Linked DNA regions of Homo sapiens: region 2 is linked to region 1. Evidence: read pairs that join two places in POLR2A ChIA-PET (ENCODE). Cell type or tissue: HepG2. All regions are shown on one strand. Each heading gives the region's core, and the rest is flanking DNA. Links, peaks and the distances in the headings are about the cores only.

Region 1 (5,384 bases), core at 254-5,253:
ATATTTTGTTAAAGAACACTTAGCTAGAATATTTTTTAAAAAAAGAAATAAAATGAGAAACCAAGGGATCTGAGACCCAAATCTAGAGTTAGAAATTGTAGTTTCTAGGTTGGTCTCTGCCGTGGAATTCCTTTTGAGGTTCCATTTGAGTCTGTGCTGCTCAGTTTCTCACTTGTTAAAGGATAATTTGATTGCCACTATGGTGTTAAAATACTCATGATGGAAAAGTGTTTTATTTTCCAGAGATCAAAATTCCAATGTTGGGGCCAGGCGTGGTGGCTCACGCCTGTAATCCCAGAACTTTGGGAGGCTGAGGCAGGCAGATCACTTGAGGTCAGGAGTTATAGAGACCAGCCTGGCCAACATGGCAAAACCTCGTCTCTACTAAAGATACAAAAAAACTAGCTGGGTGTGGTGGCACATGCCTGTACTCCCAGCTACTCAGGAGGCTGAGGCACAAGAGTTCCTTGAACCTAGGAGATGGAGGTTACAGTGAGCCTAGATCACCCCACTCCACTCTAGCCTGAGCAACAGAGAGAAGCTGCGTCTAAAAAAAGATAAAATTCCAATGTTGGGACCATAAACATTTCAATCACTGTATTTATTTTTATTTTCATTTTTATTTATTTATTTATTCTGAGACAGAGTCTTACTCTGTTGCCCAGACTGGAGTGCAGTGGCACAGTTTTGGCTCTCTGCAACCTCCGCCTCCGAGGTTCAAGTGATTCTCCTGCCTTAGCCTCCCGAGTAGCTGGGATTACAGGCGTGTGCCACCATGCCCAGCTAATTGTATTTTTAGCTGAGACAGGGTTTCACCATATTGGCCAGGCTGGTCTCGATCTCCTGACCTCACGTAATCTGCCCACCTCAGCCTCCCAAAGTGCTGGGATTACAGGTGTGAGCCACCGTGCCCGGCCTCATTTCAATCACTGTAATTAAAAAGTTGATTTCAAGTGGCACTAATATTCCAGGAGCCCTACGATGTTCAATTCCAATCCACATGATGTGAAAATTCAGAAAGGCTCTTAGGTTTGTAGGTTGGGAGAAAGTGGACTTCAGTAACTCCGCTCTTTGGGAGATTGTTTCTAGCTCATGTCAGCTCAACCTTAGGGAGCCCATGAAAGAAAACAAGTTGCCTGAGGATCTTTAGAGTCAGTCAAGTTCATTATAGCCTGAAGGTAAGACTGTCTTTCAATAGCCATTCTGAGCTCACTACATTAGTATACCAACAGTCTGGGCCCTTCTTACTTCCTCCTATTTCAAATGTCACCATTGCAGTGTGTTTATTCCATGGGCTTAGCATATAGGGTATTTTTTGGTCCCTGCTTACCTGGCACATGGCCTAAATGCCATTACTCTTGGCCTCACCAGGGTGTACAAGTTGCTCATAAACCAAATCAAGATGTAAACAACAGCTGGATTCTTATTTTAAAAGAGTCACAAGATTCCAGGGGGAAATCAGCTTTCAGGCCTTTGCCTCACATTGGATTTGGTCTGTAGTTTCCCCATATAGTGCCAGAAAGCTGCATGATTATTAGAGTTTGAGTCAGATACACAGATACACAGGCACAGTCACATGTCCACAGTATACAGTGACCTCACTGAGCAACTCATGTTTCCAGGATGTTGGGAAATTGACTTGCTGGAGGACCTTGTCCTTGTTCCTTGTAATGTGGGGATGTCAGTGGTTTATATGATTTAGCAGTAAATTCTGATCTGAATTTCAAAACAATTGGGCAGTTGCTCAAGGGGACATCTGAACAGCAGATCATCTGCTTGCCAAAGATGGGGCAGTCCACAGAGCAGCTTGATCCCCGAACTAATTCATGGGTTAAAATTAGATTTCCTTGTATCTCAAAGAAAGTTATCTTGGAGAAGGCGACATTTTCAAAGGCACTAAGGCTTTCATTGCCCTTAGTGAATATAACAGGAAGGTTCTCCAGGCCATTTTTCACGTAGCCACCTGTGCTTCTTAGCTCTGCCTTTCTATATATACCTGGCTGCCATTCCCACTTTGTCTCACCTAAGTTCTGGCTTCTGGGTCTAGTGAACAGGTTAGAGTCAAGGGCCTAACATTCCAGTCCCAGTTTGGCCGTGGGACAAAGCAATCATCTGTATAATTGAAAGACAGTATTAATAGGTATATCAGAATAACGCTTTTTTTTTTTTTTCTGGGTCACTTAAGGACAGTTCCCATGGGTCCTTGGAAAACAGTTTATTCTGCTGGAGGACTATTTGCACAGAGCTTAATGAGATATTCACACAGAGCCTAATAAAAACTTTAAAGTCATTCACCATTTGTCCTATTCTGTGTAGTTGCACTTCACTAAGCAAATACAGTGTAGACTTTGAATATCTGGTCTGGTTGAAAAAAATCAAAGGGAACAATTCACTTTACAAAGATTTAATTTTGAACTCCGCTAGTGCATTTAATTACCTATTTGTTGAATGAAGTTTATTTGAAACAATCTGTCAACTGTTTTTGTTTTTGTAACAGACCAGGATCATGCTCTTTAAGTAGACAGAGAACTTCAGATATTAAGGTGTAAAACTGAGAAACATTCATTGTCATCATCTCATTCCAGTTCCCCTTCTTTCACCAAAGAAAAGTTAGGTATTCAGTTGAAGGGATTCTTGAGGGAAGTATTTAGTTCTTTGTGGTTTGCTAGACATCATAGTCTAACAATATTTTCTTCTTTCCCCATGCCCCATACTAACTTCCCAGTAAGAACACCTGTAAGCCAAAGTGGCTCCATCATTCTCAAATGACTTCTTAGAACTACCCATTTGTAAGAGATACTGTCTTGAAATCCAGAAATTTTATTATGCCCTGCCTTCTTCATTCATTTTCTCCTCATAGTTATTTTTACATCAGTCTGTCTGACAGAGAAGAAAACTGAAGGTACAAGGCATTTATTTTGGGGTGGAGGTTTGGGGGCTGAGGAGGGAGGTGTCTAGCCCCTCCTGAGGAGCCTATAAGCAGAGCAGTCAAGCCCAAGCTTTGGGTTTAAATTCAAACCTGGCATTTACTAGCCATGTGACCTTGGACTATGCTTTGAACCTGTTTGATCCTGGGTAAACTGAGGATAATATGTAACAACATACATCAGAGATTTGTAGAGGGCTGAAACTCAACACACTGTCTGGAACGGGAGTATTCAACAAATCGTTGCTACTGTTACTATTATTGTCTGGGAAGACAACACTATTTTTGAGTTAAGGTCATTCTCTTGCCACATGACACTGCTGTGTTCTCTAGCACTTAGTAGACCCCCTATCCCTTTGGTTAAAAAATGTAGCTGTTTCATTTTTATCCCTACTTATCCTGTTAGCTTAACCAAGGTGAAACTAGGTATGTATATATGAAGGTAACAATTTCTAATATGGATGCCAGTTTTAAATTTAATTTCAGAAATTTTGTACAAAAAACCTCATGCTTAGGCTAATTTACACTGGGAACACTCTAGGTTAAGCCATAAATTTTTACTGAATGTTAATAATTTTTAACTTTAAACTAATTTCCTTAATATAACCGTAGATAATGTTTAATTTGGATAAAGTACACATCATTTTGGATGAGATGGTGTTAAATGGCTGCATTGTGGAAACTAACAGGGCAAGAATTCTTGCCCCTCTACTAATTCTTGATAAGATGTCAGAAAGCTGAAAGGAAGTCTCTTCGAGACAATATGGATTTATCAGAAATGCGAGTACCGTGGAATACATCTCAACATGTTAACCCAGAAGAATCTGGAAGACCACAATTACAAAATGGGGTATCCTTCCAAAGACATTATAAATAGGCATTTTCCACAGTTCCTAAAAAGAAAACACAACTGTACTTTAAAATATGTACAAAGAAAAAAATTTCTTTAAACTGAGAGAGAAGTTTTATTTTCTAATTGTAAACATATCTGTCGCACTTTAAATTCTGTTGAGCACCTAAGGAACCCTTCTTGGTCTATGCTTCTTTTGCAAATTGAATTCAGGAATAGCAGGATGGTAGTGGGAAGAAAGTATGGCAGTTTTCCGTCAGCCAATAAAGTTTTAAAATTTAAACACAAGGCATTTTGAGTAACGCTGTTTTCTGAAAGCTATTTTTTTTTTTTTGAGACGGAGTCTAGTCTAGCTGTGTCACCTGGCACATTCTCGGCTCACTGCAACCTCCACTTCCGGGGTTCAAGCGATTCTCCTGCCTCAGCCTCCGAGCTGGGACTACAGGCATGCACCACCACACCTGGCTAATTTTTGTATTTTTAGTAGAGACAGGGTTTCACCATGTTGGCCAGGCTGTCTCAAACTCCTGACCTCAGGTGATCTGCCTGCCTCAGCCTCCCAGAACGCTGGGATTACAGATGAGCCACAGTGCCTGACTTCTGAAGGCTGTCTTATTCCTTTAAAAGGCTTAGTAAAATTAACTTTTTAAGAGGTGTTTTTTTGTTTGTTTTTTTGTTTTGTTTTTTAAGACGGAGTCTTGCTCTGTCACCCAAGCTGGAGTGCAGTGGTGTGATCTCAGCTCACTGCAACCTCCACCTCTGGGTTTAAGCAATTCTCCTGCCTCAGCCTCCTGAGTAGCTGCGACTACAGGCATGTAGTCCCCAGGAGACTGAGCTGTGATTACAGATGTGAGCCACCATGCCCTGCCCGGTTTTATGTAAAGCCCAGCTAATTTTTGTATTTTTAGTAGAGATAGGGTTTCACCATGTTGGCCAGGCTGTTCTTGAACTCCTGACCTCAAGTGATCCACCTGCTTCAGCCTCCCAAAGTGCTGGGATTACAAGCATGAGCCACCATGCCCAGCCAAGAGGTGTTTTTTGTTTGTTTGTTTTTAAGAGAAGCAGGTCTTGCTGTGTTGTCCAGGCTGGACTGCAGTGGCTTTTCACAAGCATGATCATGTTGTACTACAACCTTGAACCTTCCTGGCCTGGCTCTAAAAGCTTTGTAATGTGGGGCTGGTGCAGTGCCTCACACCTGTAACCCCTGCACTTTGGGAGGCTGAGGAAGGAGGATCGCTTGAGGCCAGAAATTCAAGACCAGCCTGGGCAACATAGACCTCATCTCTACAAAAAATGCAAAAATCAGCCGGGTGTGGTGGCACATACCTGTAGTCTCAACTACTCGGGAGTCTGAGGCAGAAGATTTCTTGAGCCCAGGAGTTCGAGTCTGCAGTGAGCTATGATCGTGTCACTGCACTCCAGCCTGGGTGACAGAGTGAAACCCTGTCTCAAAAATAAAAAAGTCCGAGTGCGGTGGCTCAGGCCTGTAATCCCAACATTTTGGGGGGCCAAGCCAGGAGGATTGGTTGAGCCCATTAGTTCAAGACCAGCCTGGGCAACACAGCAAGACCATATCTCTACAAAAAATAAATAGGTGTGATGGCTCAT
Region 2 (5,384 bases), core at 52-5,051, 85 kb after region 1:
CCACAGAGTCTTGATACCACAGCCATAGCAGAGTGCAAGGTGTCTTTATGAACTAGATGTCCACTGTCACGAATGAAGGTAAGCACACAATTCAAACCACCAGCCTCAAAGACTGCTCCTGACTCACGAGTACATATCAGTTCTAATACCTATAATAGTAAAACAAATGTAACGAAAGAATGCAAGCCTGATTTTCAAGAATCACAGAAACAATGCGCTCTCCAAATTTATTAGTGACACATTAAAAACAGAAAAGTGAAACAAATGAAATTAATTTTAATAATACATTTTAGATGGGTGTGGTAGCTCACACCTGTGATCCCAGCACTTTGGGAGGCCAAGGTTGGCAGTTCGCTTGAGCCCAGAAGTTCAAGACTAACCTGGGCAACACGGCAAAACCTGATGTCTACAAAACATACAAAAAATTAGCCAGGCATAGTAGTGGCATGTGCTATAGTCCCAGCTACTCAGGAGGTTGAGGTGAGAGGATCACTTGAGCCCAGGAGGTCAAGGCTGCAGTGAGCCATTATCGCCCATTGCATTCCCATCCTGGGCAAGAGAGTGAGACTCTGTCTCAAAAAATAATAGTAACAGCTGGGCATGGTGGCTCACGCCTGTAATCCCAACACGTTGGGAGGCCGAGGCGGGTGGATCACTTGAGGTCAGGAGTCCAAGACCAGCCTGACCAACATGGAGAAAACCTGTCTCTACTAAAAAATATCAAATTAGCCGGGCATGGTGGCGCATGCCTCTAATCCCAGCTACTCGGGAGGCTGAGGCAGGAGAATCATTTGAACCTGGGAGGCGGAGGTTGTCGTGAGCCGAGATCGCGCCACTGCACTCCAGCCTGGGCAACAAGAGTGAAACTCTGTCTCAAAAAAAAAAAATAATAATAATAATATTTTTTATTTAACCCAATATATCCAGGCATCATCATTTCAACATGAAATCAATATAGAAAATTACTGATATATATTATAGTCTTTTATGTATAGTCTTTAAAAATGCATGTATACTTTATACTTATAATGCATCTCTATTTGGAGTGGCCACATTTGAAGTGTTCAATAGACTTATTTGGCTACCATATTGGACAGTGCAGGTTTAGAAAGTGACATCTGTATGGCAAGGTAAAGAACTACAAGTAATTTAGCAAAAGCTCATAATAATACTCTAACACTATTTGTCTTTTTCATTATCATTCTCATGAGTCTAGGGTAGCATTTTCCAGAAGCTAAGCATGATGTGATACTGTACAAGACTGAATGCAAAAGCAGACAGGAGGATCCAGCTGTCTACTGTAAAAACAGAGTGTTCTTAAGAGACTTGCAAAAATGCCTAACAATTCCAGTCTTCTCACTAACTTTGTTTATTTAAAAAGGTTATTTTTCATTAACCTGTTATGTATAACATGTAATTAATTTATTTTAAGATAAATAAATACTTTAAATTTATCAGTTTCAGTATCTAATATGGTAAATAAATAGACAAAACCTATATGAACAAAAGCTCTTTGGGTATCCTCAATTATTTAAGACTTGTAAGGGGATCCTGAGACAAAAAATTTGAGAACTGCTGACCTAAAGCAGCAAAAATTATAAAAAGAATGAAGCAGAAATCATTAAAAAAAAAAAAAAACAAGAAAAGAAAAAAGAATCAGGGGCCAGTCACAGTGACTCAAGCCTGTAATCCCAGCAGCACTTTGGGAAGCCGAGGCAGGTAGATCACCTGAGGTCAGGAGTTCGAGACCAGCCTGGCCAACATGGTGAAACCCCATCTCTACTAAAAATACAAAAAATTAGCCGCGCATGGTGGCACGCGCCTGTAGTCCCACCTACTCAGGAGGCTAAGGCAGGAGAACCGCTTGAACCCAGGAGGCAGAGGTTGCAGTGAGCTGAGACTGCACCACTGCACTCCAGCCTGGGAGACAGAGCAAGACTATCTCTCAAAAAAAAAAAAAAAAAAAAAATCATGTAAAATCTCAATGTATTCACCACAAATAGTTCCAAAAAAGTATGGATCTAGCACTAATGCTTTTAGAGTTACATAAAGACAACAGCTTACTTTACAGGGAATATAGCAAAATAGTTAAATCCCTGGGCCCTAGAACCAAACTTCCTAATCTTCAAATTCCTAAACTTCAAGTCTTGACTCTTCTGCTCACTACTCCCAAGTATGTTCCTTAACCTCAGCATACTTGAATTTCTTTCATCTGTAACAGAGAAATGATAATATTCGGCTGGGGGTGGTGGCTGACACCTACAATCCCAGCACTTTGGGAGGCCAAGGCAGGGGGATCACAAGGTCAGGAGTTCAGGACCAGCCCGGCCAACACAGTGAAACTCCATCTCTACTAAAAATACAAAACAAATTAGCCGGGCGTGGTGGTGGGCACCTGTAGTCCCAGCTACTTGGGAGACTGAGGCAGGAGAACCGCTGGAACTGGGAGGTGGAGGTTGCAGTGAGTCAACATCGTGCCACTACACCCCAGCCTGGGAGACACAGCAACTGTCTCAAAAACAATAATAATAATAATAATAATAATACTATTCCTGGCACCAACCTATCCCATATAGGGTTGCTGTGAAGATTAAATGAGTTAATACCTTAAAGTGCTTAGAATAATGTCTAGCACTGGTGGGTGGTGTTTGTTGTGGTGGTGATTGTTACTATTATAATACAAAATGATTTGGGTAAGAACAGGGATAACCTATCTCTAAGTGACTACCAGGAACTGAAGTGCACTGAAGCAGCACATAACATAGCAATCACCTACAGTTTTCCTTCTAAGATAAGATTTCTTTTCGCAAGTCCCATGGAACCTCCTTTGGTGCCACAAGTGTTGTGATTTCCACTGTTCTCAACTACTCTCAATAAAGTAAGACTGAAGATAGGAAGAATTTTTTTTTTTAGAAATTTTTTTTTTTTAGTAAATACATTTTTCAGTCTCTAAGTGATGTTTAAATGAGCCAATACTCATCCCTGAGAGGTCTGAGAAAAATAAGTAATGAGCCAATAAGTAATACTTACCTTTACACACTGTTCGGCTAAGTCTCTGCTAGTCCTGTTGTTAAGTTCAACTACAACCAAACGATTACAAAGTGCTTTTATAGCTCCATCTACCCCAACAATCCTTCGGGTACATTCCGCAGATACATCCAGGTAGTATGTTATGGCACGGGCTGTCACCTCTAATACATTGTCTGGAGCACTTTCATCAAGAAAAATTTTGCAAAGGGCTGGTAAGAAAGTGCGAGGAGGACATCTGTAGTGAAAGAAATCATATTACATCTAGGGTTATTAAATTCTTAACAGCAAAATATTAACAAAATAATAGAAAATAAAAAGTTATAATGTAACACACTGTGCTCAATACTGTGTCTGAATGTTTATTAGGTAATATTTCTCACATTGTTTTTGCTTCCATAACAATACTCACATGCTAATTTCATCGCTGCTGAGAATACCAAGGTGTAAATGGTTTAAAACAGCAGCATTAACTTGAAAGCATGTTTAAAAAAAAAAAAAATGGCCAGGCATGGTGGCCCATGCCTATAATCCCAGCACTTTGGGAGGCCGAGGCGGGCAGATCACCTGAGGTCAGGAGTTCAAGACCAGCCTGCCCAACATGGCGAAACCTCATCTGTACTAAAAATGCAAAAAATCAGCCGGGCGTGGTGACAGGCACCTGTAGTCCCAGCTACTCAGGAGGCTGAGGCAGGAGAATCCCTTCCGGGAGATGGAGGTTGCAGTGAGCCGAGATTACGCCACTGTACTCCAGCCTGGGCAACGAGAGCAAAACAAACTCTGTTTCAAAGAAAAAAAAAAAAAAAAAATTCAGCGCTCACCTCAAACATGAACTGCTCTATGAAACCCTCCTTAAGCTCCCAAATACTTAAGTGGTACTTTCATGTTCCTTAACCCTCATAAAAGCAGCACATACACTGTTTAATGTATCACTTTATTTCCTTATTCACTTAAAATCCCAGAAGGCCAGGAACACTGCTCAATTCATATTTTTCAGAAAGAAGCACTGATTTGGGGTCTAAAAGACTGGGGTGAAAAAAAGAACAGCAACTGTGTGACTTTTCTGCGTCTGTTTCCTTACTTATAAAGCATAAGTAATAGCTAAATAACACCTACTTTAGGTCAGGCACAGTGGCTCATGCCTGTAATCCTTGCACTTTGGGAGGCCGAGGCAGGCAGATCACTTGAGGTCAGGAGTTCAAGAACAGACTGGCCAACACAGTAAAACCCCGTCTCTACTAAAAATACAAAAATTAGCTGGGCATGGTGGCACATGCCTGTAGTCCCAGCTACTTGGGAGGCTGAGGCAGGAAAATCACTCAAGCCCAGGACAGGGAGGTTGAAGTGAGCTGATATTGCGCCACTGCACTCCAGCCTGGGTGACAGAGCAAGACTACATCTCAAAATAAATACATAAAATAAAATAAAATAAAATAAAACAAAATAAAATAAATAATAATACTTTATATGGTTATGAAGATTAAATGAAATCATACACATTAAAAACAGCTCAGTGCCTAGCATATTAAACTAAACTTTAGCCCCCATCCTCTCCCTTTAACAGTCTAATGCTTATTACACAAACCTGTCCAAGATAGTTCCATCAAAAACAGAATTTTTGAGATATCATTAATACTCCCTATATTTTATCAACACTTAAAATATGAAAAGATCATAATTTACATTTAGTAGAAATCTCAGCTATGTGACATCAAATACATTATTCTAGTTTCTCTAGACAGACTAAACTACAGCTACAGACAACACAAAGGGTAATACCCTCAACATTTTAATGGAATAATTTATCTTCCTATTCTTAGTGTATGCAAATGAGTACTTCCCATACCTTTAGTAGCCTTTAAGAAATATCTGTATGAGGCCAGGCCCGGTGGCTCACGCCTGTAATCCTTGCACTTTGGGAGGCTGAGGCAGGTGGATCACCTGAGGTCAGGAGTTCAAGACCAGCCTGGCCAACATGATGAAATCCCGTCTCTACTAAAAATACAAAATAATTAGCCGGGTATAGTGGCAAGCACCTGTAATCCCAGCTACTCAGGAGGCTAAGGCAGGAGAATTGCTTGAACCTGGGAGGTGGAGGTTGCAGTGAGCTGAGATCATGCCACTGCCTGGGCAACAAGAGCAAAACTCCGTCTTAAAAAAAAAAAATCTGTATGAATGTTAAAGTATATCTAATTCTATGGTTTAATATCTGCTTAGATGATTCTTAACTTAAAGGGTCCAGAAGAAAGAATACTGTTAAAAAAATTTTAGGGCCCGTATGGCGGCTCACACTTGCAGTCTCAGCACTTTGGGAGGCTGAGGCAGTTCAAGATCAGCTTGGCAACATGGCAAGACTC

What was found. ChIA-PET counts read pairs that join two places held together with the same protein. Peaks named below come from ENCODE experiments on the same cell type or tissue, not always from the same donor. Only the 100,000 strongest peaks of a DNase experiment are listed, where the experiment ranks them.
Region 2: POLR2A ChIA-PET joins it to region 1 with 5 read pairs; 3 of 35 experiments call an interaction of 5 or more read pairs at or near these places.

The regions. Positions count from the first base shown.
Region 1 is chr14:31,089,369-31,094,752 of GRCh38, forward strand. It overlaps AP4S1 (adaptor related protein complex 4 subunit sigma 1), which reads left to right. Exons shown (of 6, transcript NM_001128126.3): 6 at 3,539-5,384. The coding sequence ends at 3,667. Among named protein-coding and RNA genes, the nearest start is that of STRN3, 66 kb to the left of the region's middle. In HepG2, for the core only: no CTCF peak of the experiment used is centred there; DNase peaks (open chromatin) are centred at 1,613 and 2,263; H3K4me3 peaks cover 785 bases.
Region 2 is chr14:31,174,990-31,180,373 of GRCh38, forward strand. It overlaps HECTD1 (HECT domain E3 ubiquitin protein ligase 1), which reads right to left. Exons shown (of 43, transcript NM_015382.4): 3 at 3,031-3,265; 4 at 1-149. Among named protein-coding and RNA genes, the nearest start is that of HECTD1, 30 kb to the right of the region's middle. In HepG2, for the core only: no CTCF peak of the experiment used is centred there; no DNase peak of the experiment used is centred there.